Linked DNA regions of Homo sapiens: region 2 is linked to region 1. A link is an interaction called in ENCODE POLR2A ChIA-PET data of the cell type or tissue named here. Cell type or tissue: Panc1. All regions are shown on one strand. Links, peaks and the distances in the headings refer to the core of each region. The heading gives the core; the rest is flanking DNA.

Region 1 (4,400 bases), core at 248-4,247:
AGGAAGCAAAAATTAGAGTGTCCTAGAAACATGATGATTCAGGTTTAAATCCTTTGCCTTCATGAAAAATCAGATTGTCACTGAAAATAGTAAAAATATGGTTCATTCAGTGTGACTTATAGTTATCTCTTACAATGTAAAATTTATTAATACATGCTTGTTACACTTTATTTAAATGGTAATATATTGTTAATTTGGAAACTATAGATATTATTTGATTTAGCTCTATCTCTTGCGCAATACAAAGACCTTAAAAACATTTTAATTCTAATCTCTTTCTCACAACTTATATACTTTTGTTGACTAGTGTTTTAGTTTTGCTTCTTTTTAAATTCACAAATTAAATATTTGCTATTATTTTATTTTTCTAATAATATCACAGATATGTTTAGCGTTTTATTTGCTCTTAAATTTTATTGAACTTTAGATGATCCCTCTAAGGTTATGTTCCTTTTTCCTAATCCTCACTTAATGTCATTGTATTAGTTCATTTTTGCACTGCTATAAAGAAATACCTGAAACTGGGTAATTCATAGAGGAAAGAGGTTTGACTGACTCACAGTTACACATAGCTAGGGAGGCTTCAGGAAACTTACAATTATGGTGGAAGGTGAAGGGGAAGCAGGCACCTTTTCCACAAGGCGGCAGGAAACAGTGAGTACAAGCACGGGACATGCCAGATGCATATAAAATCATCAGATCTCCTGAGAACTCACTGGCTATCACAAGAACAGCCTGGAGGAAACTGCCCCCATGATCCAATCACTTCCCTCCCTCCCCACTTGGGGATTACAGGACCCTGCCTCAACACATAGGGATTATAATTCAAGTTAAGATTTGGGTGGACACCCAGAGCCAAACCATATCAGTCATCAATAGGCTCTTGGAAACTGCAAATTTAAGCACAATGATATAGAATAAAACTAATTATTTTTGTCATCAACATTATAACAAAACAACATTTAACAAAATGACATTATTTGTAAACCTTCTGTAATTACCAGTTGATAGATAGAAATTGTTAAATTGGTCCAGGCACGGTGGCTGACACCTTTAATCCCAGCACTTTGGGAGGGCGAGGTGGGCAGATCACCTGAGGTCAGGAGTTCGAGACCAGCTTGACCAACATGGAGAAACCCCGTCTCTACTAAAAATACAAAATCAGCCGAGCAGGTGACACATGCCTGTAATCTGAGCTACTCGGGAGGCTGAGGCAGGAGAATCGCTTGAACCCAGGAGGCAGAGGTTGCGGTGAGCTGAGATTGCACCACTGCACTCCAGCCTGGACAACAAGAGCGAAACTCCATCTCAAAAAAAAAGAAAAGAAAAGAAAAGAAATTGTTAAATTGGATTTTTAAAGTATCTGTAGTCTCTTTTAAAAAGACAAATCTAAATTAATGACCAAAAAATGGAAAGAAAGAGAATATGGATAAATACTAACCACAAGAAAGCTAGGGAAGCTAAATTAATACCAGGGGAAAAAAAAGACATTAAGACTCCAAAAAATAGAAACAGAAACAAAATGGGTAACTACAATGATAAAGCTTCTATTCAAACAAGATGTAATAATTCTAGACCTGTATGCATGTAATATTAACTTCAAAATATAGAGACAAGTGTTAAAAAGTTAGAATGACAAACCCATCATCAAAATGCGGAATTTACTCACATCTCTTCATTTATACTAGATATAAGAGACAGAACATTAGTAAAGTTATTTAAAATTTGAACAACAAAATGAATAAGTTGATTAATGGTCTTATTTAGAAGTTTTTTTTTTTTTTTTGAGACGGAGTCTCTGTCGCCAGGCTGGAGTGCAGTGCAGTGGCACAATCTCAGCTCACTGCAACCTCTGCCTCCCGGGTTCAAGCGATTCTCCTGCCTCAGCCTCCCCAGTAGCTGGGACTACAAGCGCATGCCACCACGCCCAGCTAATTTTTGTAGTTTTAGTAGAGAAGAAGTTTCACCATGTTGGCCAGGATGGTCTCAATCTCTTGACCTCGTGATCTGCCCGCCTCGGCCTCCCAAAGTGCTGGGATTACAGACGTGAGCCACTGTGCCCAGCTGAACTTTTTATCAAACAATTAGACAACACACATTTTTCTCAAATAAATATTGTTTACAAAAATTAATATAATAGTGGGCCAAGAAGCAAGTCTCGACAAATTAGAGAGAATCATTATCATTTAGACCTTAGTATATGAGCAAACAACACTCAATTAGAGGTTAATAAATATTTTTAAATGTTTTATACATATAGAAATGTAGGCTGGGCACGGTGGCTCACGCCTGTAATCCCAGCACTTTGGGAGGCCGAGGCGTGTAGATCACGAGGCCAGAAGATCAAGACCATCCTGACTAACACGGTGAAACCCTGTCTCTGCTGAAAATACAAAAAATTAGTTGGGCGTGGTGGTGGGCGCCTGTAGTCCCAGCTACTTGGGAGGCTGAGGCAGGAGAATGGCGTGAACCAGGGAGGCGGAGCTTGCAGTGAGCCAAGATCACGCCACTACACTCCAGCCTGGACAACAGAGCGAGACTCTGTCTCAAAAAAAAAAAAAAAAAAAGGAATGTAAATAACCCAATTATTTTTTTAAAAAGCCGTAACAAAAAATTTAAAATACTTTAAAATATGTAATAAAATATTACATCTCAAAACTCTATAGCTATAATTATTGAAGAAAAGAGAAAAATTAATAAGCTAAATTAATTAGCTAAAGCTATAAAGTTAGGAAAAAAAAAAAGAATAAACCCAAGGAAGCATAATGAAGGAGATATTGAACCATTAAGCAAACAAAAATAAACAAAGAGTACCCATACTTGTACTCTAGACAAAATAGGTCTTTCAAAGCAAGAAAATCATAAAGTAACAGACTACTAAATTTAAATAGTTTAAATGTGTGTACCCCATAAAACCTCATAATATTAAATATTTAAAAGCAAATAATAAATTAAGGAAAGTATAGGAAATAAGGAAAATAATAAATTAAGGAAATACACAACAAATATGACCAAGGACTAATGTTCTTATGTTAATAAAAATGATATTTAATTAAGAAAAATATCAAATACTTAACGAAAATGTACAAATATTATGAAAAATAATTCAAATAACTATCAAAGAGGGAATAAAAACCACTAAACTTAAGAAAGCGTCTCCAAAAACACACAAGAGAAGCAAAAAATAAAGGATAAAATACCATTTTTTGTTTATCATGTATTAAAGTTTTTATTTCTAATGATGTATGCTCAATGCTGATGAAGATTTAAGGAATCAAGTGCTCATGAGCTATAGGTACAACCTTTAGAGGAATAAATTAAAAACATTTGTCAAAAATTTAATGTTTATATTCTTTCAGATGCAGACAAATAATTGTGTACAATATAGTAACTAGCAATGTACACTCTATGTAGCAAACTTAAATAAACAGCAAAAATTAAAACAACATAAAATGTGTGAGTATGAGGCTTACTAAATACATTATGAGACATCTCTAGACTAGAGTAATAAATAGATATTAAAACAAACTAAAAAATGAAATACTTTTAAGGACCTTTAATGACACAAATACTCAGAATATTTTATGCAGTGAAAAAAACCAGGGTATAAGCATATTATAACAGCAATTATGTATGTCTTGGAGTAATTTGTACCAAAATACTTATGGTAGATTTTGGGATTGATTGAAAATATAAATTTTTTCCTTCTCTTTTCCTCCAGTTTTCTAAAATGAGTATGTAAATGAAAAAACATACATAAGTAAAATGAGGTAGAATTAGTTGCTGATCTCTAAGGGCCTTTAGAGATGTACAAATCTATTATTTTGATGTATTTAAGGGCAAACAGTCATTCTTATACCCTTGCAAGTTGGTTCCTCATGGGTCTGCTCCTCAGACTTCTGCTTTTTAATATGTTTTGTGATCATGTTATTATAATACAGGGACCTTAAAAATCATTCTCATGTCTAATGCCTGTAGTTGTTTCTACTGTTAAACCAATCTAATTGTATTTATTTTTCATTTTCATTCTAGGAATACATGTATTTTGAACTGTGGCCATAAGAATTACCCTGAAAGAATATGTCAGAGATTACTGGCATTTATTTTTGCCAGCCCTCAACAAAACTAAGCAACTTTCACTGAAAATATCTAAATAAAGTTTTATTTTACTAAAACTATTCATATATATTCTTTCTGCCTAATAAACTACATCAAAAATGTTTAACTTCAAATAATCATTGTGTTTAGTTTAGGATTCTGTTGTATAGTTCTCCTGTTCAGAACCTGGCTCACTCATGCATTTTGAGTCAATTATCAGATTGGTTGGGACTGTCTCATCCCAGATGGCTTCATTCACATGTCAGGCTATTGGCTGAGGGAATGGGGGCAATAGGTTGCAT
Region 2 (4,400 bases), core at 115-4,114, 76 kb before region 1:
TTAGAAATCCCATGACTTATTGGTAAAAGAATAAAATGTTTTTTTTATTGTATACAGAAAGATATGTGCAAAGATGATGACTACAGCACAATTTATAATTGATAAAACTTGGAAACAGTACCTAGATTATTAGATCAATGACACAGTTCTGTATTAGAGGGATAGAGATTTCCAAGATGCACTGTTAGGTGAAAAACACATCAGAGAAGAGCTGTATAAAATAATCCTCTTTATGTAAAAAAAAAACAAAAAAACAAAAACACTGTGTAGCTGTGTATATACTTATTTGTATGTATATAACATTTACTGAGCGCTTACTCTATGGCAAACATCATTCTAAATTCTTTATATATTTTAACTTCCTTAATCATCATAAAAATCCTCTGTGGTAGATACCATTACTACTCTCATTTTACCGATTAGAAAACAGGCAAAGAGATTGTCAAGTAATTTTCACAAGTCACAGGCACAGGAAGTAAAAAAGAAAGAATTCAAACTCAGGTAGCTCGATTTTCCTTCTTCCTTTTTCTATCTTATTTTCTCAATTTCTTTCTCCACCTTCCTCCCTTCCATTCCCTTTTTTCTTCCCTCCCCCCACCTCTCTTAGTGTGTCTTCAAATGTTTGTGTCAACCTTGGTTAGCAGGGTAATCGGGAGAACAGCACCGGGAATGGAGAGGGTGAGGTTTCATTTTTCTCCATATATGGTGTTATTGTTTGGAAGATCATGTGTTTTTGTTTGTTTGTTTGAGACGAGTCTTGCTCTCTCTCCCAGGCTGGAGTGTAGTGGCTGGATCTCGACTCACTGCAACCTCTGCCTTCCGGGTTCAAGCGATTTTTCTCCTGCCTCAGCCTCCCCAGTAGATGGGATTACAGGGGCACACCACCACACCTGGCTCATTTTTGTATTTTTAGTAGAGACGGGGTTTCACCATGTTGTCCAGGCTGGTCTTGAACTCCTGGTCTCAGGTGATCCGCCTGCCTCGGCCTCCCAAAATGCTAGGGTTTCAGGCGTGTAAATAAATTTTTAAAAAATCAGTAGAAACGTCAGTGCAATATGTATTTATTTATTGCATGAGGGTGTGCCAGTTGCAGGCACACCCTGAAAAATCAAAGGCGCGTCCTGAAAAATTAAACATTCTACACGCCTCATCATTTTCACTCTTAACTTAAAAATGCCTTTTGTTGGAAAGAAAAGGGAGAAGGGCAAGGGCTAGAGATAAAATAATCTCGACCGCTCCTCTTTTGTAGTCTAAGCTCCCTCACCTTGAAAAGCTACAGGCTTCTAAGGGATGGAGGTCAAGAGCAGAGTTAAGGAAGTTCCCGGGGTAGGCCACTCCCCGCCTGATGATTTTCCAGTTCCAGCTGGTGTCGACGTCCCAGTTCATCTGTGCCCTTAACCACCGGAGAAACGTTTCCGGAGTCTCTCCAAAGAGCAAAAAAGGGGACGGGGATGGGGAGAGGGAGACGGGACGGGCTGGGCGGCAGCTGCGCGTCGCACACGGCGTGGGGGGGTGGGTGCAGTCGCGCCCCCAGCTCGGCCGCGCTCCAGCAGCAAAGCCGGATCCTCTGAGCCCGCGCAGGGACCAGGGGAGGGAAGCCTTGTTGTACCCTTGGGGTCCAGAAACCTAAACTAGGGGCTGCTGCAGGTGTAGACTCTGAGGCTGGTCCAGGCCCCTTTTCCGCCGACTTCCGGGAGGGCTGTGCAACAGGTGTGCCTGGCAGTCACGGGGCAGACGGGAGGAAGCCACGCTAGGACCTCGGCTCGCTCAGGGCTGTGCGGGAGCAGCTGCAGCCACGGGTAAGGGGGCGGCTTTCTCAGTCGCCTCCCTATGGGACTGGGGTGTGCCTGGCTAGTGGGGACGATGCTCCGCCCCATAATTGTGTTTGCGTCAGAGGGCGGGGCAAGGGCCCAATGGGCCGCGGGAAGCGACACCTGAAGTGGAACGGAAACTCGGCAAGGGGCCCCAGGCGGCCCAGCTGTACCCTGGCTCACACCAGAACCGTTCGAATGACAAGGGGTGTCCTGCCTGAAAACGCCTTGCGGGGCTCAGCTTCCCCTTAGCTACACTGCTTTACAGGTAGAGAGCGGCCCTGAATCCTGGGCAGAGTCTGGGCTCAGGAGCATGTGCCAGCATAGTGGGGCTATTAGAAGGGACGGTTAATACAGCCTGCAAGCTGTCATTTATCAGTAAGTATTCAATGAAGTCCGCCAGGAGCCCACGTCTATGCTAGGCCCTCTACAATACCAGCTTAGGAAAGATAGTGGCGGTATGTAGCGCGGTTCCTAAGACCATTAGCTCCAGTCAGGCTCCCCGACTTTAAATTCGGCCTCTACTGCTTCACATCTGTGGACTGTCAGCCACTTTCTTCATATATGTTCTTTCCATTGCCTCATTTCTGAAATTGTGTAAGTATTAAATGAGCTACAGAGTATTACACTGAAATTTGGCACATTGGGAGAATGTGAGATTTTTTGTTTGTTTTTCAACGAAATAGGAACATAAATGCAACGGACATGAATCATGAATAATTTCAATTCAGCTAGTTACTGAGCTGTACAGCATTAAGTAAACATTTTATCTTTATGGGCTTAGTTTTCTCATTTATAAAGAAGAAAGGAAAACTCCTATTTGTGAGGGAGGTCTGGGTTGTTAGGAAAGGTTTTTGAGCAGTAATTAATGTGTGTTAATGTAAAGTTCTTAGAGCAGTGCCTGGCACTACAGAAAGTACTCAGTGAAAGTTAGCGTTTATTATTTTAAATATTTGACAAAGTCCCTGCCTCTCCAAGCTGACTCTCTGGTTCCCATGTGGTTTCATTCATTCACTGTTATTTCTGGAAGTCTTGGCATGGCCACTTGCCAGTTGCAGGAACAGGCAGTCGTTGTTTCTTCCCGCTTATGACACTGAGATACATGGTTAGTACCAGTGACACTTAGAAGTGTCAGGCGGTTTGGGGGCTCCTTTCTTTCTTGAACTTTTCCTAAGAGCAAACCTTTCTCTTATTGCCACCCTGATGTTTACAATAGAAGGGTTTTGAGCAATGAACAAGCACAAGGAAATGAAAAACACATACAAAGGAAAATGAGTGGATTGCTGCAGTTGGATAGACAAGTGTAAAATACCTGGGTCTCACTGTACATGAAGCAGCCTTCAGATCTGTAAGGGAACTATTCTTACTGACTGAAAAGAGCAAAATAATACTGTACACTCATTGTTGAATTAACAAACACAGATTAAGTGGCTTGTCTTGGATAAGACAAACCAAGCTCTGGCCTTTGAGGTCTTAAAGTGCAGGTAGAGCGACTTTAAACATTTGTGAACTGGCCCTTGTGCACCTTTCCATCCTCATCTCTAAGGGTCTGTCCATCTTTGGCTCTGTAATTTCATAAATTTTCATTTCCCGAATAAGCCCAGTTTCCTGCAGCTTAGGACTTCTACTAGTGAGCTTCCCTCTGTCTATAATGCCCTACCACGCCCCTCATACATCCCTATGGCCTGGCTGATTCTAGACTTTTTTCAACTCTCCGCTCTGACTTTCCTGACAATGCCACCACTACTCCAACTAAATCAATGACTCCATATCCTTTTTATTGTACCATTATTTGTATTCATAGTGCTTAATGTATTTGTATATGTACAAATACATTTGTATTGTTATATATGTGTTATCCATAATATATTTATAATAAATTTAATTAATATAATGTGCTGGAATATATTTAATTTTATTAACTGCCTGACTCCTCCATTTTTTAGTGCCTGTACAGTGCCTTTCATGCTCTATGCCTTTGGTTAAGATTCCTTGAATATTAATCAAATGGTAGTAATTAGATGGTAACCAAATCTTTTAAGTGCATAAAATTTACATATCATGTAAATATATTATTCAACTAGATTAATATTCAAGGGAGGTCTGGGTTGTTGGGAAAAGTTTTTGAGCAGTGATAAAGCAATCAAATGAGAATAACTGACTTTAAGACTCATTTTTGTTTCTTTTGTCTCCTTGGTTTACTTGTTAGTTTTGTAGAACACTTTACTACTACAATTTCAGTTGGGTCTAGTTGATCAATATTCCTTGAAAAACAAAATAAGCTTTATGTTAAGTGAGTATTTATGTACTTATACATTTATACATGTGTACATATATGTGGATATATGTATGTACACATATGTGTACCTGTACACACACTCTATAGCACTGCCTTGAACAGTGCTAAATTTAAAAGCCAAAGCACTTTAGTTAATCAGTAGTAACAACTGTGCTTTTCATTTCCCAAAATTTGTTGTTAAAAACTGCTTTTAAAAAAGTTTTGCCTATCCTAGTTAAAAACTAATTGATCATGAGACTAAATTGAAATTCAAGATATTTCTATCTTACGTAAGAAAGATACCTTAAAGA

The links. Peaks named below come from ENCODE experiments on the same cell type or tissue, not always from the same donor. Only the 100,000 strongest peaks of a DNase experiment are listed, where the experiment ranks them.
Region 2: POLR2A ChIA-PET joins it to region 1 with 9 read pairs; 1 of 35 experiments calls an interaction of 5 or more read pairs at or near these places.

What each region holds. Positions count from the first base shown.
Region 1 is chr3:146,391,195-146,395,594 of GRCh38, reverse strand. It overlaps a transcript of PLSCR2 not described here. Among named protein-coding and RNA genes, the nearest start is that of PLSCR2, 76 kb to the left of the region's middle. In Panc1, for the core only: no CTCF peak of the experiment used is centred there; no DNase peak of the experiment used is centred there; H3K27ac peaks cover 246 bases.
Region 2 is chr3:146,466,894-146,471,293 of GRCh38, reverse strand. PLSCR2 (phospholipid scramblase 2) reads left to right here and starts at 1,733. Exons shown (of 8, transcript NM_001395437.1): 1 at 1,733-1,799. RefSeq lists an enhancer at 1,675-1,744. In Panc1, for the core only: no CTCF peak of the experiment used is centred there; a DNase peak (open chromatin) is centred at 1,854; H3K4me3 peaks cover 2,889 bases; H3K27ac peaks cover 3,962 bases.